2 separate regions of the Homo sapiens genome follow, and region 2 is linked to region 1. The links are chromatin loops, found by intact Hi-C in ENCODE. Cell type or tissue: Calu3. All regions are shown on one strand. Links, peaks and the distances in the headings refer to the core of each region. The heading gives the core; the rest is flanking DNA. Region 1 overlaps GORAB (golgin, RAB6 interacting). Region 2 has its middle 45 kb from the start of PRRX1.

What was found. Peaks named below come from ENCODE experiments on the same cell type or tissue, not always from the same donor. Only the 100,000 strongest peaks of a DNase experiment are listed, where the experiment ranks them.
Region 2: a loop joins it to region 1, with 2.2 times the contacts of the local background. A loop is called at or near these places in 2 of 110 quality-filtered maps.

What each region holds. Positions count from the first base shown.
Region 1 is chr1:170,533,131-170,544,825 of GRCh38, forward strand. GORAB (golgin, RAB6 interacting) reads left to right here. Exons shown (of 5, transcript NM_152281.3): 2 at 6,080-6,437; 3 at 9,361-9,462; 4 at 11,575-11,695. Among named protein-coding and RNA genes, the nearest start is that of GORAB-AS1, 6.4 kb to the left of the region's middle. In Calu3, for the core only: no CTCF peak of the experiment used is centred there; a DNase peak (open chromatin) is centred at 5,071.
Region 2 is chr1:170,610,793-170,628,392 of GRCh38, forward strand. No RefSeq gene overlaps it. Among named protein-coding and RNA genes, the nearest start is that of PRRX1, 45 kb to the right of the region's middle. RefSeq lists an enhancer at 8,109-9,308. In Calu3, for the core only: no CTCF peak of the experiment used is centred there; a DNase peak (open chromatin) is centred at 8,609.

The sequences.
Region 1 (11,695 bases), core at 1,926-9,925:
ACCTTAATTCAAATACTTTATTTTGGTAGCAAATGAAGTAAACCTTTTGTTAGCGTTTGTGGGGAAATTGGATGTTGCTCTGGTAGCTTGTGCATTTTTAGCATAAATATGAGAATAATCTAGGGCAGACAAGTGGGAAAAGAAGTAAATTAGTAAGATAGGGCCAATGTAGATTATATCGACTGGGGACATTTTGACTGGTCCAGGGGACTTTAAAAACTCTATCATAAAGGTTAGGCTAAGCTATGTAGTTAACTGACTCTGTGTTGCTTGATATACTCAAATTCTTTTGCTTTGTGTTTTCAACATCCATTCACATACTTTGATATACAGGGTACAAGTGCCCTGGCCTCTGGTCTGACTCCAGTAGACTCATGAGGAGACAAACCACAAAGTTATGTGATAGTAGATATTGCAAGAACTTGCTTCAGAGACAAGAGGAACCTCACTCTGCCGGGGATTGGATGGAGCTTGGGAAGATTTCACAAAGTTTGTGTGTTAGCAGAGGCGCATTTTCCAGGGTAAAGATGACTTAATATAAAAATCTAAATTAAACAACATATTCATTATGTAGAAGTATATTTTGAAATATCTTTGCAACCGGGGGTAGATAGAGGATGGTGAGGACCTGAACTTCAAGGCCCACTGTAGTGTGGAAACCAAATCGCTAGTCCGTGACCACCTCGAGGACGGAAAATATCTTAACCTCCTTGTATACCCGTAGCTAAACACAGTGATTGGCATATAGAACTTCCAGCTCTTCCTCTAAATCTTTTCTCCTTGGATTCCTTATTTGTAAAATTAGAGGATTTGGCCCTTTAATTTTAAAGCCATTTCTAGCTGTTCTCTATCTTTAAAAATTTATTGAATAATTTAGGAAGATGGAGTTGGTTGCCAGGAAAAATAAGGACAGTAGTACTCTGGAGACCCCTGTATGGGCATTGAGGAACATAGTCAAGAAAGTTGTTAATAGTCTTGTTTATAATATTAAGAAGTTGGAAACAACCAAAGTGTCCATTAACAAGGGAATGGATAAATAAATTGTGGTATACTCATCTAGCGGGCTACTGTACAGCTGGTGGGAATATATTAGTATTAACTGTAGCCACATGCATTAAAATGTTTGTTAATACAGTATATGTAGTTACACTTGGCCCTTGAACAACACAAGTTTGAACTGTGATGGTTCACTTATACACAAATGTGCATTTAAAAAATACAGTATTTGGGGGATGCAAAACCTGAGTATATGGAGGGCCAACTTTTGGTGTATGTGGTCTTCACAGCGCCAACTGTGGGACTTGAGTATGCACAGATTTTGGTATACATGGGGATCCTGGAACCAATTATCCTCATATACCAAGGATCAGCTAGCTGTATATATAATATATACAGTCACGCACTCAATAACAGTATTTCAGTTAGCAGCGGACCACATATATGGTGATGGTCTGGTAATATTATAATACCCTGTTTTTACTATGCTTTTTCTATGTTTAGATACACAAATACCGTTGTTACAGTTGCCTACAGTCTTCAGTATAGTGACATACTGTACAGGTTTGGAGCTTAGGAGCAAAAGGCTGTACCATATAGCCTAAGTATATAGTAGGCTGTACCATCTAGGTTTGTGTAAATACACTCTCTGATGTTTGCGCAAGGACAAAATTGCCTTACAACACATTTCTTAGAATGTATCCCTTTGTTAAGTGACGTATGATTGTATATAGTGGGGAGGCGTGGGAATGTGATCAGGGAGAGGGAATTTCAGAGGTATTGGTATTTATGAAATCAGGTTAAGACAAGTTAAGCTAAAGTAACAAATAGCCCTAATAAGTCAATTGTTTAAAATAAAGATTTGGTTTTCACTCGTTTCATGTTTAATGTGGGTTTGGCAGGTGACTGTGTTGCACAGTCACTCCGTTTTTTGGTGCTGTCTTGTAGGAGTTTACCATAGTAGGAAGAAAAGAAGATTGAAAATTGAACATTGGCAATTAAATCCTTTCACCAGTAAATGACATGTGACACTCCTACTTTTATTTACCAAAAGCAAGTCATATAACTTGGGAGACAGGAAATAAATTCTCTCTTCTAAAAGGAGGATTATGTCTATCCTTAAAGAGTAGTTACTTCTACTACTGTCATATTTTATTTCTTAAACTTTCTTTTTAATCATATAGGTTGGAAGACTGAGTGTGTGTGTTTATGAGTGTAACACATGCATATATTTGATGTATGGTCTATTTCATAATGAAAAATTGGAAGAAAACAGTACAGCCACATGCTGTCAATTTTTAGTTAAATTATTTATTCAGAAGAGTTATTCTTCATACTGATTCTTTGCCAGTTACATTATGAATATCTTCTCCCAGTTTTTAAGTTATCTTTTCACTTTTATCTTTTTGATGAACAAAGTATTTTATTTTTTGAGACTGGCTTTCACTCTGTTGCCCAGGCTGAAGTGCAGTAGCACGATCATAGTTCACTATAACCTTGAACTCCTGGGCTCAAGCGATCCTCCTGCCTCAGACTTCCAAGTAGCTGGGATTACAGCTGTGTGCCATTACACCATGCTAGTTTTCTTCCTTTCTTTCTTCTTTTTTTTTCTGTAGGGATAGGATCTTGCTATTTTGCCTAGGTTGGTCTCAAACTCCTGGGTTCAAGAAATTCTTCCTCAGCCTCCCAAAGTGCTGAGATTACAGGCATGAGCCACCACTCCAGGCCTTAATTTTAATGTATTCAAATATGTCAACCTTTTTTTAATAGCCAACATTTCCATGTCTTAAGAAATTAGTTTCTTACTATACTTAGTATAGTAGTTACAGGTGTGAGCCACTGCACCCAGCCAGTATTCTTGACCTTCTATCTTTTCATATAAAAATTTTAATAATTTTACCAAATTTAATGGAAAACCCATTAGGAATTTTGATTGTAATTGCATTGAATCTTTAGATCAATTTCATCTTCATATTATTAACATTGCCACTAACGTGGTATATGTCTCCGTTTATTTAGTACTTGTTTAAATTCTCAATAAAATTTTAGAGTTTTCCCTATAGAGGTACTAAACATCTTTTTGTTAGATTTGTTCCTAGATAAGTAATAATTTCTGGTATTGAAATATATTCTCTTTAATTGTATTTTCTAATTGTTTTCTGCTGATATATAAAAAATACAAGACAAAAGAAAAGTCAACAAAAGACATGAATAGATATTTCCTAGAAAAGGAAATATGAAGAGATGCTCATCACCACCAAGGAGCAGAGAATTACAAATCAAGAATACAGTGAGGTACTATTTTACACCCATTTGATTGACAAAAATTAAAACATCTGACAGTATCGTGTATTGAAGAGAAAGTGCATCCACAGGATCTTATACATTACTAGAGGGAGCACACTTTGGAAAGCATTTTCACATTTCTTCTAAAGTTATATTTTGTGACTCAGTAGTTCTTAGATAATATCCAAAGCAAATTCTTGTACATGTAAAATAAGAGACACATTATTGAAATTTACAAAAGCAAAAACCTGTAACCAACCTAAATGTCTATCAGTGGAAGAAGATCAATAGACTCTGGTTTATTCACACAATGAAATGTTATACAACAAAATGAATGACTGCTGAAACATAGACAATATGAATGACTATTGACAGTGTAATATTAAGTAAAACAGATGTACAGCACAAAACCCTTTTTATAAAGTCAAACAACTAAGTAAATACTTTTTAGAAATATTTGTAGATGCAATATGACTATTAGAGAAGGAAGAGAATAATCAACATATGATTCAAATGATAGTTTTCTGAGGTGGAGGGAGCAGGGCTTAAATAAAGGATATGGAGTATATATCACAAACTGGTAGCCCATTAGCTTAATTTAACCCAAAAATGTATGTGGCTTTTCAGCTTTGCCTCCTTTCTTTCCCCTTCTTTCTTTTTTCCCTCCTTTCTTCCTGCCTGCCTTCCTTTCTTTCCCTTCTTCCCTCCCTCCCTCTTTCATTCCTTTCTTTCTTCTTTGTCTCTCTTTCTTTTATCCAATCTTTACATTTCTTTTAGTTAATAATGGTGATAATCATTGTGTTATTTGCTAAGCCAGCTATACCTGTTGCCTTTGTTTGGGGGTAGGTCCATGTACTAGGTTAGCCATTGCATTGTGAGCAGAAGTGTTATGTCACTACTGGGTCAGCAGTTAATTGCTATAGCAAGACCTTCCTGACCTCTCTCTTCTCCTTGTGTTGTGGTGGCCAGCAACACTGAATACTGACTGTACAGTCAGCCTAGAGCCTTGAGAGACTAATCAGCAGAACCTCTCTGTTAGCCTTTAGTTGGCACTTGGCATTAATGAAAAATAAACCTTTGTGGTTTAAAACCACTAAGATTTGCCCCTACAGCGTAATCTAGATTTTCCTGATTGAAACAGTTCCCTACATTTAAAAATCAAGATATTTTACATAAAAGTCTAAATTGTAATCATAAAAATCAAAATATCTGGCTATGGTGACCTAAATTTTTTAATGATAGCAATTGACTAAAGGTGACTCGGAATTTGCCCCCTTTACACTAGACTTACGCTTCTCAGTTCACCACAGTCTCCTTGATATTTGCAGCCCCTAATACAGAGTGTGGGAAGCAATATGTTCTGTGTTTAAGTGGCCTGATTTGCTTATTGTTTATTGTTTAAAATTAGCATTTTCAGTCTTATAGGTAGGTTCTGTAAAAATGCAAAATAAAATAGAAGTTACTACCTGAATTTCAGAGGAACTATTAATAATTCAGCTAATGAGTTCAACAGGGAGATAAGCAGGCTAAGTGACATTTTTTGATGGTGTGAATAAAGATCAGAGCCAAGAATGTGTTCCTGTTGCAAGATACAGGATACTTTGTGTTTCTGGCTAAAGTCAACAATAACATTTGCTTTTGATAGTACTTCAGTCTTTTAAAAAATATTTTCTGTACATATCTCATTTAATTCTTACACCAACTTCATGCATTAAGTAGAGCAGGTTAATTTTCAACCAGCTTGATAGATGAGGAAACTAAGGTATTGAATAAATAATTGACTTACCTGAGGTCACTGAGCTGGGCAGAAGCAAAGCTGGAATTGTGACTCTAGAGCTTTTAACTATACTTTGGGAAATTCAAATAATAAGCTTGTTTTGCTTCAAAAGTCAATATGCCAAATTTGAAAGTCCCATTTGAGTTGTTCATTTACAAGAACTGATAACTTCACTTCCCAGGCATTTAAGAGAGAATGCTATTTATAGATCTTATGAAATATAGTATGAATGTGGGTCAGATTCTCCAATTGTCTGCCCTAAGATGTTAACACTGGCATGGACAGTCCAAAAAGTATAATAGAAGTGTTATTATTTATAACTTTAAAGATATTTCCCCCCAGTTGTTTTATCTTCTATTGCTTTACTGAGGCTACTATTAAAATCAGTTTGAATGCATTGATTAGAGCCTGACTAGGCTTCGGGGAGTACAACCTTGGATTGTTCTGTAGGATGAAAGACAACAATTTAAGGTTAACTAGCATTCCTAGAAATAAGAGACTTCACTCAATTACATGCCTGTTATAGCATCTGAATATGTATCACATATGTACCAAATTGCCCTAAAAGCTGTTAAAATTTAAGAGAGGGTAATCCCATTTGAAAATGCAACCACCATTTTGTTTCAGTAGAGCAGACAGAACCATAAATCAAATTTAAAACCAGATAATTCAGTCACCTCCCTGATTTGGTCAAAATTAGTTGCTTTCTTTTGACAACTATGAAATCAAGTTGAAAAAGAAACTTCACTTTGTGACCTAAGGCCTAACTCACTGATGGACTTTCTCTGAAGATAAATTAAGAGATGGGGCAGTTTCTGTTAAATATTAACATTATGATCTGAAAACTATTGAAACTCTACAGGAAGATGGCTGTTTTTCCCCTAGACTTTCAAGATAGAGAATGGGGTAGGAGAACCACTAGAATTATCAACGTTTAATGTTAATTTTTTATTTTCTTAGAGGAATTATAATTATTTGCTGCCCACACAAAGGAATTTTCCTCTATTTTCTTTTACATAGATCCATTTGAACCACAGCGACGTCTCCCCGCGAAGAAAAGTCGACAACAACTTCAGCGAGAAAAAGCCCTTGTAGAGCAAAGCCAAAAACTTGGGCTTCAAGATGGATCAACCTCATTACTTCCAGAGCAGCTGCTTTCAGCACCAAAACAGAGAGTTAACGTTCAAAAACCACCTTTTTCTTCCCCTACTCTTCCGAGTCATTTCACTCTCACCTCCCCCGTTGGTGATGGACAACCACAGGGCATTGAAAGTCAGCCAAAGGAACTGGGACTTGAGAATTCCCATGATGGTCACAACAATGTTGAGATTCTACCTCCAAAGCCAGATTGCAAATTGGAGAAAAAGAAAGTGGAATTGTTAGTAAGTCTATGTGAAAAGTCCATGAGACTTTTCATTTAACCCGTTTTTTCCCAATGGGCTTTAAGGAAATATAATTTGTTTATTTTAACATTTTCTCTCCTTTATATTCATTCAATCATAGGAATGTGATGTATAAACTATTGAAAAATAGCTACTGCCTAAATATAAGCTGGACACAGGCATTCTGTATGTTTTATGTTCTTTAGTCTTCATAACAGCCTTACAATGCATGTTTATTATTTAAACTTTATACATGAGGTATCTGGGACTCAGAAAAGATGATACCTTTCTAAAGCTAATACACTGCTAGTAAATAGTAGAGATTTACAGATAAGTCTGTCTGGATCCAAAGTTTATGCCTTTTACACTGAGCAGAAGCAGTTCTTTTTTTCTTTCTTTTTTTTTTTTTTTTGAGATGGAGTCTCGCTCTGTTGCCCAGGCTGGAGTGCAATGGCGCAATCACAGCTCAGAAGCAGTTCTTATATGCATAGTGCCTCTGCCCAAATTGACCCCTTTTTTCAACTTCCAGACTATTTCCATTGGCCCAGAAATTGGAACTTGTGGAGAGACGTGAAGGGATGGTCAAAGGAGAGAGTGTAGGAAATTTAGGGGACTAATGATATAACTCAGTTCATCATTAGATTTCTTTTTATTTATTCTTTACTGTCTTTGTATTAGAAACAACCTTCATAATTTAGCTACACTGTTCTTGTGGAAGATGCCATTTTTTGATTTGCAAATTCTTAGAATTTTTTATTTGATAGCTTGTGTTTTAATATATACTCTTATTTCTTTGTTTGCTCCTGATTTATCTCTCACAGAGAAGGAATGACATTTTTCTGTTTTCTCTTTTCTGAGTTCTTTTCAAAGTATCTTTTTTTTTTTCTAATCTCTGACATCTTTTTAATCTCTGCTGATCCAGATTCTATCCTGTGAATTTAAAATGTTTCCTGTCCACTAGGGGTTTACAACTAAGAAATCATTTTGACAAGAGTTATAAAACCACATGAATTATGAAACCTATATTGAACAAGTGCATACATTAAAGTGTCTCTAAGTGTAGTTTACTAACAAAGGCCGGAGACAAATAGGAGGTAAGTTTACATTGAGCTGGACAATTTGGATTGGATGTTATAGGGAAACTTATTCTTTTTTTGGATACTTGGAAGAATTTTCATAAAAGACCTGTAACCTCAAACCATTCACGTAAAGGAGAAATTTTGAGGTTTTAAGGAGGAGAAAGGAAAGCTGTGTCCTAGAGAATGTTCAGAGATGATACCTCATTTCTCTGGGAGAGGTGGCAAAGGATAAGCCAGAGAACAGTAGAGAATTAAAGAAATGAGGAAGGAGGACAGGCGTGGTGGCCCACACCTATAATCCCAGCACTTTGGGAGGCTGAGGCAGGCACATCACTTGAGGCCAAGAGTTGAAACCAGCTTGGCCAACATGGGGAAACCCTGTCTCTACCAAAAATACAAAAAAATTAGCTGGGCGTGGTGGTGCATGCCTGTAGTCCCAGCTACTTGGGAGACTGAGGCACAAGAATTGCTTGAACCTGGGAGGTGGACGTTGCAGTGAGCCAAGATCATGCCACTGCATTCCAGCCTGGGCAACAGAGCAAGATTCTGTCCCAAAAAAAAAAAAAAAAAAAAAAAGCAGAACTGAGGAAGGATCAGAAGCAGAAGCAGGGGATGAATAAGTAGAGAATTAAAGAAATGAGAAAGGATCGGAAGCAGGGGATGCCTTCCTTCCTAGCAAGTTCACTAATGCAGCAAGTTACCATGAAGCTCTCTGAGGGCTAAAGGCCGCAATCAAAATAAAGGTTAGAGAAATCCCAGGTGTCAATATTGTAGATCATATGCAAGAGAGTGCATAGTGAGCTGTGGAACTAAGGCGCCTGGTGAGGAGATGCCTGCAGTAGTAAAAGTGAGAAATGACCAGTCCCAGCACTAAGGTGGAAGGTGTAGAAATGGAGAGAGAAGGACAATTTTGGAAGGGGCTACTAGATTTGGGAATAGAGGTATGTGATATAATGGCTGTAAGAAGTGACAGTAATAGGAATAAATAGCTTTGCCAATACCTTGTTTAATTTGAGTTGACATCAAGCTCATGACTTTATGGGAAATTTTAATGTATTTATTTTAGAATTGGACAGATTGTAAGACAATACATGTTTTCACATCTTTGAATTTTTTTCTTTAGCCCAGCATTCCAGTCTTAGCTCTTAGTGTTTTACTTTGTTTAAAAATGTCCAAGTTGGGCTGGGCACAGTGGCTCACACCTGTAATCCCAGCACTTAGGGAGGCAGAGGCGGGAGGATAGCTTGAGCCTAGGAGTTCGAGACCTGACTGGGTAATATAGCGACACCCTGTTCTCCACAAAAAGGAAAAAAGAAAGACAAAAAAAAGTCTTAAGAGTTGGGAAAAAGTGAGCAAATTGAAAGAAAATATTAATATATGAAATAAACATTGGTTATTGTCTGAAACATGTTAAGGTGGTGGAGACTTTATAGAAAACTCTAAAAGGTATAAATAATATGACATCAGCTACAAACCAATTTTTATTAATCTCCATTCTGCATATAATACATAATTAACTTACACAAATTTCTTTGTACTCCTAAACACATGCCACAGTATTCTGGCTTCCAGTTTGTGGATTCCTAGATTATATATATAATGGATTTCAGAGGTCCAATTTATGTAAGCCTCTTTACTTTAGATCGTAGTCTTTGTTCCCATTAGAGCAAAATAATGAACTGCAGATGGGTTTCTTTTAAGAGGACTTTTGAAAGAACATATACATAAATCTTCTTGATTAAATTTTATACTTAGAGGACTGAGACTGGTAAGGTGTTGGATAGGGTAGCAGTTTCTTTTTCTTTCATAAACTCATTTTTATGCTTTTTTTGCCCCCTAGGCAAGAAAAATCTCGTTGGGAAGTCCTCCAACAAGAACAACGGCTAATGGAAGAGAAAAATAAACGTAAAAAAGCTCTTTTGGCTAAAGCTATTGCAGAAAGGTGAGGCACCTGAACCAGGAGAGGCTGTTTGTAACCTGTAACCAGTTGTGTCATGTGTTATATTTGTTTTCCCATGTCTCTTTTAATAAACTGATATTTTTTCTTCAACCATTACTTTTAAGACTAACTAAACAAATTATGCTTTATAAGTGATACTGAAATACTAGTTATAATTTATTAAAGAGAACTTTTTAAGCATAGAGCATATTAAATTTGTAAATATAGTTGCAGTTTTAAAGACCTTCATTAGTGCTCCCAGTTTTAACCATCTACACATTCATAAGGGAAGCAGTAAATAGCTATCAGTATATGTAAATTAGCAACAAATGCAAGTTTTAATTTTTATGTGGGGAGGCCTTAATCATTTGATGTGTAGAGGAATAAGGTTTTCTACATAAGTGACATACTCCCATGAATCTTAATTGGATTTCCTATGGGCATTTTTCTTAAATAATTTGCCCCGCCTCCACAAGTAGAAGATACATGATATAGTTTAACTTTTTATTGATGACTCAGGGTCATTATTATGAGCACTGTGTGAGATTCAATTTTTCTTTCACCTTCCAGTGTCTATCAGCAGCCCCTTCACATTTACTGCATTGTACCAGCCGCACACAACAACATTCCCATTGGAATCATTCTTCCCATCCCCCACCACTCTTGCTGAGTTTGTAGTTTCTGTCTAATCTCCTGTGGCCTTAGGAAACTAAACTTAGTCAATATATCCATGGTTGTGAATAGTGAAAACTAAATGCAAGGAAGTACATTTTCTTTTTAGACTTCCAGAAAAGTCTGTCAAACTGTTACTGCTTGAAGCTAGAGTATGTGTAGGGGCAGGAGAAGAGGGAAGAAGGTGATGGGTATAAGAGTAGTTCAGAATTTTGTCTGCCAGAGGAGTGAGTGTAGTTGAGAAATGGTGATTTTTCTTTTTCTACTACTGGTACACCTTGATCTTTCTTGAAGCATAGGAAATAATGCAACTCACTGAGTTACTATGTTTCAAAGGAAAAAACCAGCAGATAAAAGAGTAGTGCCCTCTTTTTTTTTTTTTTTGGTAAGTGATTATTTAAAAATAATTAAAGCATTTTAGTAGTCTTCAATTTCTAAGAGATGGGAAGGCTGTTTTCTGTGGTTTTACAAAAAGATGTACAGGCTCAGCAGTTCTTCTCATAAGTGCTTTTGATTTTAGACAGCACCAGTATAAACAGAAGTGTAAGGAAATACAACGTTTGAACTATTAATAAATGGACAATGAAGTACTTGACGTAAAAGAATCATACTGTTAAGTGAAGTTTTGTAGGCAGAAAGGAAGGGTAAATGCCTAAGAGTAGAAATCAAGAGAATGTGCTATGTAACATGGTGGATTTATGTGGGGATTTTTCTTCTTCCTTCACAATGTGTGTGAAAATTTGAAATGAGTGAAATCATGATTAAAGGGTTGCTTTTTTATTTGTTTGTTCCCTTTCTTAAGTATATATTGTACTTGGGAGAGGGGATTGAGAAATTATGAGGTTGGATGTGCTTTTAAATAAGGAAAATGAGTGTTTTGATGTTCAGCTCCATAAAGAATTTTCGTAACTAGTAGTTTTCCTAGAGAACAAGAATCAAAGCAATAAAAGTTTGGGGAAATGGGTCCCAAGAAAGTTAAAACTAAGTGGATGTTCTCAGATATATAAAGAGGTGTGGTTTAGTATAGACATCTATCTGTTCTTAATGTCAGGTAAGTATCAGACAAATGAAAATGGGCTTAGCAAGAGGAAGAATTAAAGACTAGAAATTTGGAAAGCTCTGTTGAATGTTTCAATGTAAAGGGAACACAGATATATTCTTTTAGTGTTTGTTCTCTTTACAGAATGAATATCAATCTAAAATGAACTATTTGCTGAGTTTTTTTAGACTTATTTGTTACTTTATGAAACATGCAAATATAAAATTTCAAAAACTCAAATGTTAACCAGCTTTTACTTTATTTCAATTTTTCTGATTTTTTTCTAACTTTTAAAATATAAATTATAAATGTATATGCAGTATCTTGCTTTTTCACTTACATTGTATATGGACACATGGTTTTAAAATGTTCTTATTTTCCCACTCACATACCTGATTTTCTAGATCCAAAAGAACTCAGGCAGAGACCATGAAACTAAAGCGGATCCAGAAGGAGTTGCAGGCTTTAGATGACATGGTGTCAGCTGACATTGGAATTCTCAGGAACCGGATTGATCAGGCCAGC
Region 2 (17,600 bases), core at 4,852-12,851, 81 kb after region 1:
CTCATTGTACCTCTGGTAGAATTCAGTTGTGAATCCATCTGTACCTAAGCGTATTTTCGTTGATAGGCTATCAATTACTGCCTCAATTTCAGAACTTGTTATTGGTCTATTCAGGGATTCATCTTCTTCCTGATTTAGTCTTTGGAGGGTAGATGTGTCCAGGAAATTATCCATTTCTTCTGCATTTTCTAGTTTATTTGTGTAGAAGTATTTATAGTATTCTCTGATGGTAGTTTGTATTTCTGTGGGATCAGTGGTGATATCCCCTTTATCATTTTTTACTGTGTCTATTTGATTATTCTGTCTTTTCTTCCTTATTGGTCTGGCTAGCAGTCTGTCTATTTTGTTAGTCTTGTCAAAAAACCAGCTCCTGGAATCATTGATTTTTGGAAGGGTTTTTCGTGTCTCTATCTCCTTCAGTTCTGCTCTGATCTTAGTTATTTCTTGTCTTCTGCTATCTTTTGAATTTGTTAGCTCTTGCTTCCGTAGTTCTTATAATTGTCATGTTAGGGTGTCGAGTTTAGATCTTTCTCACTTTCTCCCATGAGAATTTAGTTCTATAAATTTGCCTTTAAACACTGCTTTAGCTGTGTTTCAGAGATTCTGGTATGTTGTGTCTTTGTTCTCATTGGTTTCAAAGAACGTATTTATTTCTGCCTTAATTTCTTTATTTACCCAATAGTCATTCGGGAGCAGGTTGTTCAGTTTCCATGTCGTTGTGCGGTTTTGAGTGAGTTTCTTAATCCTGATTTCTAATTTGATGGCACTGTGGTCTGAGAGACTGTTATGATTTCTGTTCTTTTGCATTTGCTGAGGAGTGTTTTACTTCCAATTATGTGGTCGATTTTGGAATAAGTGGTATCTGGTGTTGAGAGGAATGTATATTCTGCTGATTTGGGGTGGAGAGTTCTGTAGATGTCTATTTGTCCACTTGGTCCAGAGCTGAGTTCAAGTCCTGAATATCCTTGTTAATTTTCTGTCTCATTGATCTGTCTAGTATAGACAGTGGGGTGTTAAAGTCTCCCACTTTTATTGTGTTGGAGTTTTTATAGGTGTCTAAGAACTTGCTTTATGGATCTGGGTGCTCCTGTATTGGGTGCACATATATTTAGGATAGTTAGCTCTTCTTTTTACATTGATCCCTTTACCATTATGTAATGCCCTTCTTTGTCTTTTTTGATCTTTGTTGGTTTAAAGTCTGTTTTATCAGAGACTAGGATTGCAACCCTTGCTTTTTTTTTATTTTTTGCTTTCTCTTTGCTTGGTAAATATTCCTCCATCCCTTTATTCCGAGCCTATGTGTGTCTTTGCACGTGAGATGGGTCTCCGGAATACAGAACACTGATGGGTCTTGACTGTTTATCCAATTTGTCAGTCTGTGTTTTTTTTTATTTTGTTATTGTTGTTTTGTTTTGTTTTTTGAGATGAAGTCTTGCTCTGTCACCCAGGCTGGAGTGCAGTGGCACGATCTTGGCTCACTGCAACCTCCACCACCTGGGTTCAAGCAATTATCCAGTCTCAGCCTCCTGAGTAGCTCGGATTATAGGCGCCAACCACCACCCCTGGCTAATTTTTTGTGCTTTTACTAGATATGGGGTTTTGCCATGTTGGGCAGGCTGGTATCGAACTCCTGACCTCCGATGATCCACCCACCTTGGCCTCCCAAAGTACTGGGATTACAGGTATGAGCCACTGCACCCGGCCCAGTCTGTGTCTTAATTGGGGCATTTACATTTAAGGTTAATATTGTTATGTGTGAATTTGATCCTGTCATTATGATGCTAGCTGGTTATTTTGCTCATTAGTTGATGCAGTTTCTTCATTTTGTCAATGGTCCCTACATTTTGATATGTTTTTGCAATGGCTGGTAACAGTTTTTACTTTCCATATTTAGTGCTTCCTTTAGGAGCTCTTGTAAGGCAGGCCTGGTAGGTTACAAAATCTCTCAGCATTTGCTCATCTCTAAGGATTTTATTTCTCCTTCCCTTATGAAGCTTAGTTTGGCTGGATATGAAATTCTTGGTTGAAAATTCTTTTCTTTAAGAATGTTGAATATTGGCCCCCCTCTCTTCTGGCTTGTAGGGTTTCTGCAGATTGATCTGCTGTTAGTCTGATGAGCTTCCCTTTGTGGGTAACCCGACTTTTCTCTCTGGCTGCCCTTAATATTTTTTCCTTCATTTCAACCTTGGTGAATCTGACCACTATGTGTCTTGGTGTTGCTCTTCTTGAGGAGTATCTTAGTGGTGTTCTCTGTATTTGCTGAATTTGAATGTTGGCCTGTCTTGCTATGTTGGGGAAGTTCTCCTGGATAATATCCTGAAGTGTGTTTTCCAACTTGGTTCCATTCTCCCCTTCACTTTCAAGTACACCAATCAAACAAAAGTTTGGTCCTTTCACATACTCCCATATTTCTTGGAGGCTTTGTTCCTTCCTTTTCATTCTTTTTTCTCTAATCTTGTCCTCACAATTTATTTCATTAAGTTGATCTTCAATCTCTGATATCCTTTCTTCTGCCTGATCATTTCAGGTATTGATAGTTGTATATGCTTCCCGAAGTTCTCACGCTGTGTTTTTCATCTCTATCAGGTAATTTATGTTCTTCTCTAAACTGGTTATTCTAGTTAGCAGTTCCTGTAACCTTATATCCAGGTTCTTAGCTTTCTTGCATTGGGTTAGAACATGCTTTATTAGCTCAGAAGAGTGTGTTATTACCCACCTTCTGAAGCCCACTTCTGTCATTTCATCAAACTCATTCTCGGTCCAGTTTTGTTCCTTTGCTGGCAAGAAGTTGTGATTCTTTGAAGGAGAAGAGGCATTCTGGTTTTTGGAATTTTGAGCCTTTTTGTGCTGGATTTTCCTCATCTTCATGGATTTATCTACCTTTGGTCTTTGATGTTGCTGACTTTTGGATGGGGTTTTTGTGTGGGCATCCTTTTTGTTGATGTTGGTGCTATTGCTTTCTGTTTGTTAGTTTTCCTTCTAACAGGTCCCTCTTCTGCAGGTCTGCTGGAGTTTGCTGGAGGTCCACTCCAGACCCTGTTTCACTTGGTATCACCAGCAGAGGCTGCAAAACAGCAAAGATTGCTGCCTTCTCCTTCCTCTGGAAGCTTCATCCCAGAGGGTCACCCACCAGATGCCAGCCAGTGCTCCTCTGTATGAAGTGTTTGTCAACCCCTGCTGAGAGTCATCTCCCAGTCAGGAGGCATGGGGGTCAGGGACCCACTTGAGGAGGCAGTCTATCTCTTAGCAGAGCTCAAGGGCTGTTTTGGGAGATCCACTGCTCTCTTCAGAGCTGGAAGTCGGGAACGTTTAAGTCTGCTGAAGCTGCACCCACAGCCACCCCTTCTCCCATGTGCTCTGTCCCAAGGAAATGGGAGTTTTATGTATAATGCCCTGACTAGGGCTGCTGCCTTTCTTTTGGAGATGCTCTGCCCAGAGAAGAGGAATCTAGAGAGGCAGTGTGGTTACAGTGGCTTTGCTTAGCTGCAGTGGGTTCTACACCCAGTTTGAATTTCCTGGTGGCTTTGTTTACACTATTAGGGGAAAACCACCTACTCAAGCCTCAGTAATGATGGACGACCCTCCCCCCACCAAGCTTGAGCATCCCAGGTCAATTTCAGATTGCTGTGCTGGCAGCGAGAATTTCAAGCCAGTGGATCTTAGCTTACTGGGCTCCATGGGGTTGGGATCTGCTGAGCAAGACCACTTGGCTCCCTGGCTTCAGCCCCCTTTCCAGGGGAGTGAACGGTTCTGTCTCACTGGTGTTCCAGGCACCACTGGGGTATGAAAAAACTCCTGCAGCCATCTCAGTGTCTGTCCAAACGGCCACCCAGCTTTGTGCTTGAAACCCAGGGCGCTGGTGGTATAGACACCCAAGGGAATCTTCTGGTCTATGGGTTGTGAAGACTGTGGGAAAAGAGTAGTATCTGGGCAAGATAGCACCATCCTTCACTGCACAGTCCCTCACAGCTTCCCTTGGCTAGGGGAAGGAGTTCCCCAACCCCTTGCACTTCCCCGGTGAGGCGACGCCCCACCCTGCTTCTGCTTGCCCTCTGTGGGATGCATCCACTGTCTAACCAGTCCCAATGAGATGAACTGGGTATCTCAGTTGGAAATGCAGAAATCACCCACCTTCTCTATTAGTCTTGCTGGGATCTGTAGACTGGAGCTGTTCCTATTCAGCCATCTTTGATAAAGAGGGGGCTGCATTTAAATCTATGTGTCTCCTTCAGCAGCTATGTGGAGTGTGCTATGCATTATGACCTGTCTTCTTCTCATGAGCTGATAGGCTCTCCTCAATTGATTATTTTTCATCACAAGTAAACTAGTTATTTAAATATTTCAATTTACTATAAGCCTACCCTATAGTAGAAGGTGAAGCAACCTTTACAAATAAAGGGCTGGCCCTTGTTGAAGTACCATGTGAAAACCCTCCTGCTGTGAGCTATTCTTTTCCAGTCCTGGGGACAATGAAAGTTCAACCTGCTTTGGTCCTCAGTTCTTTAAGGTCAGAAAACCAGGCACCTTCAATGGAATGAATGCCAATCTTCTTCCAAGGATCTATGCTGTTTTAGAAACAGAAACTCTTTTTCAAGATCCGCAGTCTTATAATCTTCACCTTGAGGATCTCTGTTTGATCTCCAGGTTCTCCCAGACTACACAGAGAAAAAAAAATCCCTATATAAGTTTTCTCCTTTGAGTCCAAAGTCCAAAACTCCTTTGAGTTTTGCCAGCATGAGAGTGTATCAATCAGCTTTAGTGGTCTTGAAGCTCAGAAAGCAGAATAGACCACGGTTGAAAGAAGAGGGAAAACAAGCTACATTCAAGTTACCAGTTTGCTAGAAACTTCCTACTATATTTGTAGAAATTATTGAAATTGAGAGGACACAGTAAGAGAGTGATGGGCACTGTGACATAGTGGGGCACTCCATCCAATTATTGCCAAGTGGGAAGGAAGACCTTGTGTTGCTACATCTCTCCATTTTTTTCAAGAAAAATCATAAATCTGGAATTTTATTTAATATCTTTTCTTTTCAAAATATTGAAGATTTGTGGAATTGTTTTTGCAAATACTGTGTGAACCAAACCAAACTTGTCTTTAGATTGGATTCAGCCTGCAGCATCCTAGGTTAGGATCTCTAGAGTAGATGGTATTTTGGATAATAGATGGACATCTCTAACTTTTAAATTCTGTATTGATATGGTTTGGCTCTGTATCCCCGCCCAGACCTCATCTTGTAGCTCCCATAATTCCCACATGTTGTGGGCAGGACCTGGTGGAAGATGATTGAATCATGGGGGTGGGTCTTTCCCATGCTGTTCTCACGATAGTGAATGGGTCTCATGAGATCTCATGGTTTTAAAAATGGGAGTTTCTCTGCACCAGCTCTATTTTGCCTGCTGCCATCTACGTAAGATGAGACTTGCTCCTCCTTGCCTTCCACCATGATTGTGAGGCCTCCCCAGCCATGTGGAACTGTAAGTCCAATAACCTTTTTTTTTTTTTCTAAATTGCCCAGTCTTGAGTATGTCTTTATCAGCAGCATTAAAATGAACTAATACACATATGATGGAAGGCAACTGTCATGCTTTCTCCTTAGGCAAGTTCCTTGGAAACAGAGGCATGTCCTCTACTTAGTTTTTTATTGCCAAATGTTCCAAGTATAGCAGAAAGTAGACACAGGACGTTTCGTAGGTGTTTGTGGAATGAAGAAAGGCAATGCTTGGTGCCAGTGTCAGAGACTAATAGGTGACTGGTCTGACTTTTGTGAATATAAACAGTACTGCAGTAAAGGAAGCTACTAATGTGGCAACTGAAAGTGTGAAGAGAGATGAGATATAGTGTCATGAACAAAAAAATTCCCTGAAATTGATTTCAATTAAGGTAAGCAGAATATGAAAGTATGTGCCTTCTGCAAAACCAGAATATTTTCAAAACTTTCAGCTGTCCAACTTACCTGTGGCACGGAGCTAGCTGAACGATGAATCCTGCTTAATGAGGAATACAAGAAGTTTTGTCCCAACCATGAGGATTTGAAGATTTTATAGTATGACAACCACCTGTATGCAAAGCTTTGTCTCCTGTGGTATAACCTGAAGATGAACTCAAAACCATGAATTTTCATTTTTTTCCTATTTGCCATGCTTCTCAAAGAGTCTCTTGTAGGGAAAGGAAAACAATGAAATCATTATCCTATATTTTGCAAGCACAGAGTCTGAATACTATAATAGTGAAGAAATGATTGCCTGGAATAACAACTCAAATGTGATTTCAAAATATGAGAGAGAAAGGCCAAAAACAGAATTTGAATTGCAAGCCTACTTAATTGTTGATTGGGCTCTAATGGTCTGTTCACTGTACTACTGCCTATATGAACATGAGCCCTATTCCTAATTACAACCCATTTTTGTTGTTGTTATCTAGATGACATCAAGATGTGTGGGATTAAACAGACAGTGCCATGCATACTGTGTAATGATTGTAGCAAAATGCCATGTTTTCTCAAGACCGTGGAGAGAGAGTGATTTCCTCAGTCAAAATATCAATGGCTAGACTTTCAAGGCTGCTACCATTATACTGTTGTCATTCTGGAAACAACAACAACAACAAAATATCACTCTATTGAGTCAACAGACTGTCTTGAGCTTATCTTCAAACTCATATTATTTTACTCTGTAATTTCAAAATTTTTATTAAGTTTCTCTCTGGGAGAGTTTGAAACATGAGTTTTAAAACAGATTATTATTAACATCAGACTACTGAGTTCACTTATAGGAATATAGAGAAATAACACTACACATTTATATATAATCTGTCTACTTTCAAAGAAAGGATTTGAAGTAGGCTCTTCAGAGTAAATGAGCTAAATACAATCAGCTTTTTCTGTCTGGAAATTCAAGAATCTAACGAGTGCACCCAAAGAATGGCAAACATAGCATTTTCTTCAGGACTGTCACAGTGCCCTGCTTCCAAAGGATACGACACGCAAAGAGTTCACAGCTGTGCTGTCATCGCAAGTTTAAATTTAACACTGGTGATATCATAACCATGGAATATAATTTTTTAAAAATATCACAGCTGAATTTTTAGATTACTTAGTATCATTAAGAAGTGAGCTCCACCAGGCTTGATAGAGACTACTGACATTTAAGAGCATACAATGAAGGAAATTTATTTAAAAATCAGCTGTGTCACATACTGTGTTAAGACTTTCATACCTATGATCTCACTTAGCCTCACAACAACCCCGTGAGCTAAGTAGCATTATTCTTATTCTGTACACTAGCAACTTAAGATTTGAAGAGGTTAAATACCTTCTCCAGGATCACACAGATGGTAAATGACTGAACAAGGAGACTCACCCAAGTCTTCCTGATTCCAAAGCATGTGCTCTTTCCATTACACACGGAATGTTGGGAATTCAGATTATATTTCGTTTTGGCCTAGGTTAGAGACCTGCTCTGGACATTTCTCAGGAGTCAAATAAAATAGAGGCTAATGAAAACAGCAAATTCATCTCCTAACAAAGGCTAACACACCTCAGTAGCAAAGGACAGGGTCTCACTAATGGAATAAAAATTATGACATGACCAAATACTCTGTTCTCAGCCATTCCTTCTCATAGATGCAGTGATCTCTTAAAGTCCACCGCAAGTGTTCCTTCCTATGTCCTTTTTTTAAAAATAAAATTATTTCTCTGGGAGACAGGAAAGAATCATATATGAGATAAATTCACACTCAAGTGCTTAGTGACTAATCTTTCTTTCTAAGAAGAAAGGCAGTCAACACATTTTTGGTGTGTGAAGATGATGTGGCTGAAAGCAGAATGGAAATCTGGAAAGGAAATGAAAGAACACTCTGTCTTTTTCACTTTCTGCTTAGGTCAAGTCCTAGACACAGTACTTGGAAAAAGAAGAGAAAAGGAGATTCTGGTGTTGTTTTTTTCTTGAGTAGTCTGGAAACTTGCAATGGGTCAAATTTGCAGTCATGTTCTTGATTTGAAAGATATCTACCTGAAGATAATCGTAGTTTTAAACATTTTATTTTAAATGTTTTAATTTAAATGTTATTTTAATGTTAAAGCATTGGCATCAAGGTTTTTTCTAAATCCTTTGCTTTTACAATTTTAGTGGTACTATACATGAAAGAAACACTTTGAAAACTTAGGAGATTTCGTCCTTTCATACTTGCGAATTTGACTTTTGAACTATCATTAAGTCTGAAGTCCAAATTATGGAGTTGACTAAGACTGATACTAGATAAAAAAGTGTGCAAAACCATGGGATTAAAAAACCTAGTGAGTTTTTCTGTGTCATTGACGTTCCTGCTTAACTGAGTATTGGAGAGTATTACATAATTAAACATAGGATGTACCACAGATCTTAAAAGTCAATAACAAGATTCCAAGCACTGTCCATAGTTGGTAAAACACAAAGTTCCACTTTAAAACAACATTTTTCAAAGCCTCTCAGAAATTAGTCTGCTCTCAGGAAGTCCTGCCGAGGGCCGTCACAATGAGACAAGCTTATGGAGCTGGCAGCCATCTTGTGCAGTGAGAGACGAAGTGTCTGGCTCTGAGCCAAGGAAAGCCAAAGTGATCAATATTACATCCTGAAAGCACCAATGGATCCTTTGTCCCAGAACTAGCGCTTCTGGGAGATGTGCCAGAAGATTCACATGTGCACATATGTGCACACACAGTAACATGATGATTCAGGAAATTCAGTCATATGGGAAGATCAAAAGCACAGCAGGATATTCCTGTGACTCTGGCATTGGTCAGCAATACTTCAACCTCCACATCCAAATATGAAGGCAGCTTAAAGAGCCTGCAGATGGAAGACAAACAGAAACTTGAAAAAATGTACTAAGACGGCTTATTTTTCTCCTGTTGTCCTTACACCTACCGTGAATACTCTGGTGCCTTGCCAGTCACTCCTGCACCACTTTGAAGTTTGAGTCTGTCCCTGAATCCTACAGAGTGGATGCCAGCCTGGCCTGATCTCACCTCTTTAAGCCTTCTGCCTCCAGCATGCTCACAAGTGTTTGGAACATGTATTGGGGATAGAGGGGAATATGATCCCAGACCCAGGTCCAGAGGGCTACTAGAACATGTCATGTGTCTGGCATTGAACAAGATCACATTGCCAATTTAAAACCATCGAAGTGATCTCAGTTTTCTTGGGAAAGAAAAAAGAAAGACCATGTGCCTGATGAAAGAACAATGAAAATATAACTTACACACATAAATATCATCTGCCTGAAAATCCAGGCCATATTTGGGATCAGAAAAATATATTTTAAGTGGATAGTATTAACAGAAGGGCTTAATCAGGCACTCTTGCTACTGTTGTCTTTATGGATAAATTTTAAGGACAGGTGGAGTCAGGCAGGAAGTAAATATTCAATTTAGAACATTTTCCTACATTTAATATCTGCCTCTCTCATCATGTTTGCAATTTTTACAGTCTTTGTTATGAATAGCTTCTCATCACATTTCTAAGAGGGAGATCATCATAATTACAACCTTATGTTATGGCAGAGCAGAAAGAAGTGACTTGGCAAAGGTCATGTGGCAATACAATGTCCTAGACAGGAAGGGAACTGATATATCTGGAAACTATTGTGAGTTGTGCATTCCAGTGTGCATGGCAGAAAGCAAGGCTCAAGTTGCTGCAGCCAAAGCTTAGAGCTTTTTCTGAAGCATGAGTGCTTGGTATAGGTATCACCAAAAAGAAAAAGAAATTAAACTTTAGTAGTATTAACTTGAGCAAAATCCCACTGGAGAAATTTCCAAATTACTGTTACTATTATGGGTATTAGGAGTAAGACAGAGAAAGGATAAACTGCCCTTTAATAATAGAATATTTGATTTGGCATTTAAATGGTTACAAAATCTACTCTTTGGCAACAATTTACCCTGTGCAAAAGTGTTATATTAATTCAGGTAAGGATGGTACCTCCTTCATGAGACTCTCCAGGGGTTCTCTGTGTTCTTGTATGGTCCACGTGGCTATATAATCAGCCAACACATATCCTAGGATGCTGCTTTGCAGTAGGAATTAGATGCTTAAATAATTTTAGAAATGAAATATCATGAAGTCTATAATTTCTACACAATGAATGAGTCATTTGCAGATCCTTATAGTTATTCTTTTCCCACCAAAAAGTTCAAGAATAAAAATCCCCTATCTCCCACCATAACATCAACAAGAATAAGATTGAAAACTCAGAAGAGAGAAACAAAGAGATTCATAGTTAGTATTTTTTCAGAAAATACATGTTTCCCAGTAAGCAAATCTCCTTATAAATATAATTGATTAAAAATGAAAAAAAAAACTCTGAATTTACTGTATGAACTTTGGAATATTTAAAATGGAGAAACCAAGAATTTTCTGTAATCAGTATTAAAATTCTGACATATAGAAGTAAAAATTTAAATAACAAGGTATAGGACAAGACTTTTATTTGATACAGGAAAGGTCTTACTGGAGGAGAATATGACCCAAACTGGATAAGGACAGACACATCTTCCTTGGCCAGATCTGACAAGTGGCTTTTCCCAGTTGTCTCACAAAAAAGAATTACATATTAATAACCCATATGCTTTATGTTTCTAATATTTAAAAAAGAGGTGATTGTAAAATATTTCAAACAACAGAAAATAGTACACTATCACCAGCCATATTTTACATGGTTTAGTATCTTATCATATTCGCTTTAGATCTAATTTTTTGTTGCTGGGCGCGGTGGCTCACACCTGTAATCCCAGCACTTTGGGAGGCCAAGGCAGGCGGATCACTTGATGTCAGGAGTTTGAGACCAGCCTGGCCAACATGGTGAAACCCCATCTCCACTAAAAACACAAAAATTAGCGGGGCCTGGTGGCAGGCGCCTGTAATCCCAGCTACTTGGGAGGCTGAAGCAGGAGAATCGCTTGAACCTGGAGTGTGGAGGTTGCAGTGAGCCAAGATCACACCACTGCCCTTCAGCCTAGGTGGCAGAGTGAAACTCCATCTGACACACACACAAAAAAAGACCTTCTTTGTAAGAAAGAAGACATAGCAGATATATTAATATTTGAAGGGTACAATAGAAGACAATCCTCTCCTGCAATTCCATTTCCTTTTTTCTCTCCATGTTAGTACCTGAAATTGGTGTGTATTTTGTTGTTGTTTTTATACCTTACTACCTGTAGATGTATCAGCAATCATTATGTAGTATCGTTTGCACATTTTAAAATTTTACTTAGATAATATTATGTTGTTTTACATTTTTGTATGATTTTACCCTACCATAGTTATTAACATTTATCCAAGATAGTATATACATATATATATATCTTCTAATTATTGTAACCACTAAAACTAGTCTACATATGTATATGTGTGGGATGCCATTTAATGATAGTTCACTATTATTACTTTTCATTGTTGTACTTTTTATTTTGCATTTCCTTGATTATAGGGAGATTGATTTCCTTTACTGTGATTTCTCTTTTCATATCTTTTGCCCATTTTTCCCACTGGATTGTTTGACTTTGTGAAATTAATTTCTAGCAGTTTATAATATATTCTAAATGTCATTTCTTTGACAATTATATGCCTTGCAAATAACTTCTCTCTACTATGTCTCTTTAATGATTTATAGACTGCTGTATATAATGGCACATCTCACCTCAATTCCTTAAATCAGCCTCATCCACTATACATAGTTGATGCCAAAAAGGAAATATTACAGCAACTTCACTGTGCTTTTCTATCAACCTCATTCTTGTTCAACTTCAGTTATACCTTGCTTCTAGCCCTTGGCTCTGTTTTTCTTTGGCCTCAAATCCAATCTTTTGTATGACATTTGAACTTGCATATCCAAGTTTTTATATTCTGTGCTTCCTGAAAATGTTGTTCAGCACTCAACCTTTGTCATCTCATCTTTTTCCTTCTTGTGTAGATTCTCTGGATCTTATATAATTTATATCCCATGCTTTCATGATTGTGATAAGCTAGATCCTTTGGTCTAGCATTGAAATTTCTCTTAAATGCTAAATCTTTAATAAATGAATTTGTTTTCTTCAGACATATATTTCTATCATAGATCATCTTATTAATGTATTTTATGACTTCTTTATTATCTGTTTCCCTCCATTCCATCCTCCTACAAGAATGTAAACTTTATGAGAGCAAGAACTTTGTCTTTTCACCACAGTATTTTCAATAATTTTTGAATGCAAAAATGAATCCAGATAATGTTCTTTGCATGATTTCTTATTTTTGGAAACCCAGCACAAGTCTTTCTAACTAAGGTTCTATACCGTTCTCACATCATAATATGTAGCTAGTCAATCTTCATTAATTATTTTTGTTGTAATTTCGTTATCAGAGCACCTTTGATAAGTATGGCAGTTTTAAAACATGACTGTAAATTATTTGTCATTTCTCCCATAAAGAGGTCCGATTTGTGTACTCATTCTTGATTTGGGTGAGTTTGTGGTGCCACAGGATTTTTGAGACTGAGTCATAAAAAGTCATGCAATTTGCACCGTGTTTGCTGGAACACTTGCTCATGGAATCCTGAGTCATGATGTGATAAGTCCAACAGCATATCCTGAGGCCACCATACTGTGAGGAAACCCAAGCCATATGGAGAGGTCACATGGCAACATGCAGATCACATAGTCACATGTAGGAGTTCTAGGTGACAGTCCCTGCTTAGCCCAGGCTCTGATTTATTCCTGACCAGTTCCCAGACATGGAAGAAGCCTCTAAATGATTCTGTCTCTCAATTGTTCAAGTCACTCCCAGTCATTTAAGTCTCTTTAGCTGAGTCCACATATACTATGAAGCAAAGACAGAACATGTCCACTGTGCTCTGCCTGAATGCTAAATGCTACCCTATACAAAAAGGATGCCAAATTAATTTTGAGGCCAAAATTCTATTATGGTAGAGTGAAAAGACCAGATAAACCACGTTTTAAATTAAAATGTATAACCAAGCTGACAATAATTTGGATTTGTTGCAAACTAAAACTCCACCTTAATAGATCAACTATCCAAAGAAAAAAATCTTGTTTTCTATACTTTTTGGCTATTATCACAACTCAAAGTGATAGAAGAAAAATAAAAAATTGAAGACTCCAGCAAATATGTTTCTAAGATATCTGATTTGAACAAATCATCCTGGAAGAATACTTTATAAATTTAACCATCATTACAATACCCTCAAGCCCAAAAGCAGTCTAGAGCTTGGGTAATGTTGGCCCAAGAGTTCATTATAATGATGGAATCTATTGCGTCAATACCAAAATCCCCAGCAAAGACTCTTAATATATAAATGGATGAAGGTCAGTACAAATGAACCCATATTCAGGACACTGTCAGCTCATGCTTTACATATCACTCAGGGGCATTTTATTCTACTCATTACTGTCTTCTTAAAGCTCTCCTCTCCTTGGGAATCTGTGACACTATTCTAGTGGTTTTCCTGCTCCCTATCCAGGTTTTTCTTCTAAGTCTTCTGTGGACACCTGTTCCTAATGCTACTGCAAGCACTGTCTTCAGCTGTCGGTTCTTATCAAAGTCATTCACATGAGTGGCCTAATCTACCATATACATGCTGACGACCTTCACATGTCTACCTCCAATTCAGATTTCTCTTGAAGCTAAACACATAATCTGCCCCCTTGGACATATTCCCTTAAAGATAGAATCTTCTTTCTCCCAAGGCTGGCTTGCTGCAGGTGTACTGGTCAAAGCCTAGGAGCCACCCTACCTCTGGCTATGTGTGTTGACTTCAGACCAGAGTGAATGTGCATGGAATCTAAGACACATTTCAGGGCCTGATCCTGGACTGGACATGGCTGTGGGTCCAGGAAAAGGCTGGGTCTCCAGTAAATTTTAGAGGATCAACAGGAATTTTGAAAGCTATCTACAAGGCTTCTTGTAGAAATGCCTAGCTTGATGGCCTATGGAAGCTTTAATGTTTTCAGAAATTGACTTTGTTCTTAGACTGCAGGCTATATGACAATTTTGTCTATTTTGCTTAACATTGTATATCCAACACTTAACAGATTGCCTAATCTAGGATAGGCAGACAATATTGACTGAAGAGATGAATGTATGAATCAATGAGTGAATGAAATATTCTCAGAACTGTTTTCCTCCCAATATTCCCTGTTTTTGGAACGGTGACATCATCTCTTTCCATTTTCCCAAGCCAAGAACCTCAAAGTCATCCTAGATCTTCCTCTCCTAGCCCTCACACGACTGTTTGATCATCAATTCTGTCAATTCTACTTTCTGACTATCTGCCCCTCCTCCCCATCCCCATGACCATTGCCTGAGTTTATCACCAACCTCTTCATCTTTTACATGGCTATCAGAAAGGTAATTCTAAACACAAGTGCCACTACGTCACATCCTACCCAGCTCTGCCACTGAGCTGAATGACTTTGGACAAGTTACTTAACCATGCTGAGTCTTGCAGCAGATTGTGAGGCTTAAACAAATTAATAAAGGTAAGCTATTTAGAACAGAGCCTGGAATAAGGTAACAGTCAATAAATGTTACCTAGTGCTTTTGTTATTATAATCCACTATTCTTCAATAAACCTGATTTGTCTACAGAAAAACAAAAACAAAGGCCAGGCACGGTGGCTCACGCCTGTAATCCCAGCACTTTGGGAGGCCAAGACAGGCGGATCCCCTGAGGTCGGGAGTTCAAGAGCAGCCTGGCCCACATGGTGAAACTCCATCATTACTAAAAATACAAAAATTAGCTAGGCATGTTGGCGCATGCCTGTAATCCCAACTACTCAGGAAGCTGAGATGGGAGAATCACTTGAACCTGTGAGGCAGAGGTTGCAGTGAGCTGAGATCACGCCACTGCACTCCAGCCTGGGCTTCAGAGTGAGACTCTGTCTCAAAAAAACAAAAACAAAAACAAATAAACAAAAGTCAATCCCTTTGCCAAGCATGTAAGACTTTTCTTACCTGACTTCCACTGGTCCAGCCTCATTCCCCACTCTTTTTCTCTAAATGTGGGTGATACCGAATCACTTTGCATTTTCTTTTCTTTTTTTTTTTTTTGACTCTGTCCGCCAGGCTGGAGTGCAGTGGCATGATCTTGGGTCACTGTAGCCTCGGACTCACAAGTTCAGGAGACCCTCCCACCTCAGCCTCCTGAATAGCTGGGACTACAGGCCTGTGCCACCACACCTGGCTTTTTTTTTGGGTAGAGACAGGGTTGCACCATGTTGCTCAGGCTGGTCTGTAAGTGATCTATCTGCCTCGGTCTCCCAAATTACTGGGATTACAGGTATGACACCACCCCTGGCCACTTTGCATTTTTGATACATGTCATGCTTCTTTATACCTTTGCATACACAGTTATCATCCCTTTGTAAACTCCTCTCACATTTAAATTTCAGTTTTAATGCTGTGTCCTCTAATGAACTTTGCCTGACATCTTTAAAGTCAGATGCTTCCCTGAAAGTGACACTTAACTTGTGTATATGACACTCATGTATTTCAGCTCACTGTATTAGTAAATTTTCAAGCAGCATTTCTCTAGCTTTATTAAATTGTATACTTCTTTTGGGGAGAAATAATTCTTTTTAACTTTGTTCCTTTTTTCTATTAATAGTAATAGAGTCTAACATTTAGCATACATTCAATAATTGTTTGTTGAACAAATAAAGCACCCTATTATTAAACCATTAGAAATGACATATTATTGATAGGAAAATAATGTATTGAGTAAATAAAAAAATCCTTTAGAATTTATGATTCTCTTCTGAGAAAAACTTTAGTTCTGTATATTTAATGATTTAAGTAGGTAAGCTCATCTTTTGAAGACGATCCATAGTTAATGGTATTTTACTGTCATATGTTTCTTCTCTAACACTCTGCCTTTCTTTTTCTTTTTTTTTTGATGGAGTTTCACTCTTGTTGCCCAGGTTGGAGTGTGCAATGGCGTGATCTTGGCTCACTGCAACCTCTGCCTCCCGGGTTCAAGCGATTCTCCTGCCTTAGCCTCCTGAGTAGCTAGGATTACAGGTGCCCGCCACCATGCTCGGCTAATTTTTTTGTATCTTTAGTAGAAACGGGGTTTCACTATATTGGCCAGGCTGGTCTCGAACTCCCGACCTCGTGATCCACCCACCTTGGCCTCCCAAAGTGCTGGTATTACAGGCGTGAGCCATTGCACCCGGCCCTGCCTTTCTTTATGTAGATCCAAGTATCTATCATGTCATGTTTCTTCCTTCTGAAAAAATTCTTTTAACATTTCCTGCAAGGCAGATCTGCTAGTGACAAATTCCTCAGTTTTTACTTGTTGGAGAAAATCTTTCTCTTTTAGTTTAGAAGAATGAAGAATTCTAGACTGGTGGTTTTTTTCTTTTAATACATTAAATATTTCACCTTACTCTCTTCTTGTTTGCATGCATTCTGAAAATAAGCCCAATGTAGTTCTTTTTTTGTTTGTTTTTCTTTATTTCTTCTAAAAAAAAAACAAAATGGGATACATGTGCAGAATGTGGAGGTTTGTTACATAGGTATATGTGTGCCATGGTGGTTTGCTGCACCTATTGACCCATCCTCTAAGTTCCCTCCCCTCATCCCCCACCACCAAAAGGGCCCTGGTGTGTGTTGTTCCCCTCCCCATGTCCACGTGTTCTCAGTGTTCAACTCCCACTTATGAGTGAGAACATGTGGTGTTTGGTTTTCTGTTCCTGTGTTAAGTTGCTGAGGATAATGGCTTCCAGCTTCATCCATGTCCCTGCAAAGGACATGACCTCATTCCTTTTTATGGCTGCATGGTATTCCATGGTGTATATGTGCCACATTTTCTTTATCCAGTCTATCATTGATGGGGGTTTGGGTTGGTTCCATGTCTTTACTATTGTAAATAGTGCTGCAATAAACATATGTGTGCATGTGTCTTTATAGTAGAATGATTTATATTCCTTTGGGTATATACCCAGTAATGGGATTGCTGGGTCAAATGGTATTTCTGGTCCTAGATCCTTGAGGAGTCACCATACTGTCTTCCACAATGGTTGAACTAATTTACACTCCCACCAACAGTGTAAAAGCGTTCCTATTTCTCTACAGCCTTGCCGGTGTCTATTCTATTGTTTTCTGACTTTTAAATAATTGCCATTCTGACTGGCGTGAGATGGTATCTCATTGTGGTTTTGATTTGCATTTCTCTGATGATTAGTGATGTTGAGCTTTTCTTCATATGTTTGTAGGCTGCATAAATGCCTTCTTTTGAGAAGTCTCTGCTCATATCCTTTGCCCAATTTTTGATTTTTTTTTTCTTGTAACTGTAAGCTCCTTGTAGATTCTAGATATTAGAACTTTGTCAGATGGGGAGATTGCAAAAACTTCTCCCATTCTGTAGATTTTCTGTTCACTCTGATGATAGTTTCTTTCACTTGCAGAAGCTCTTTAGTTTAATTAGATCCCATTTGTCAATTTTGGCTTTTGTTGCCATTGCTTTTGGCACTTTTTTCATGGAGTCTTTGCCCATGCCTATGTCCTGAATGGTATTGCCTAGATTTTCTTCTAGGGTTTTTATGGTTTGGGGCTTTACATTTAAGT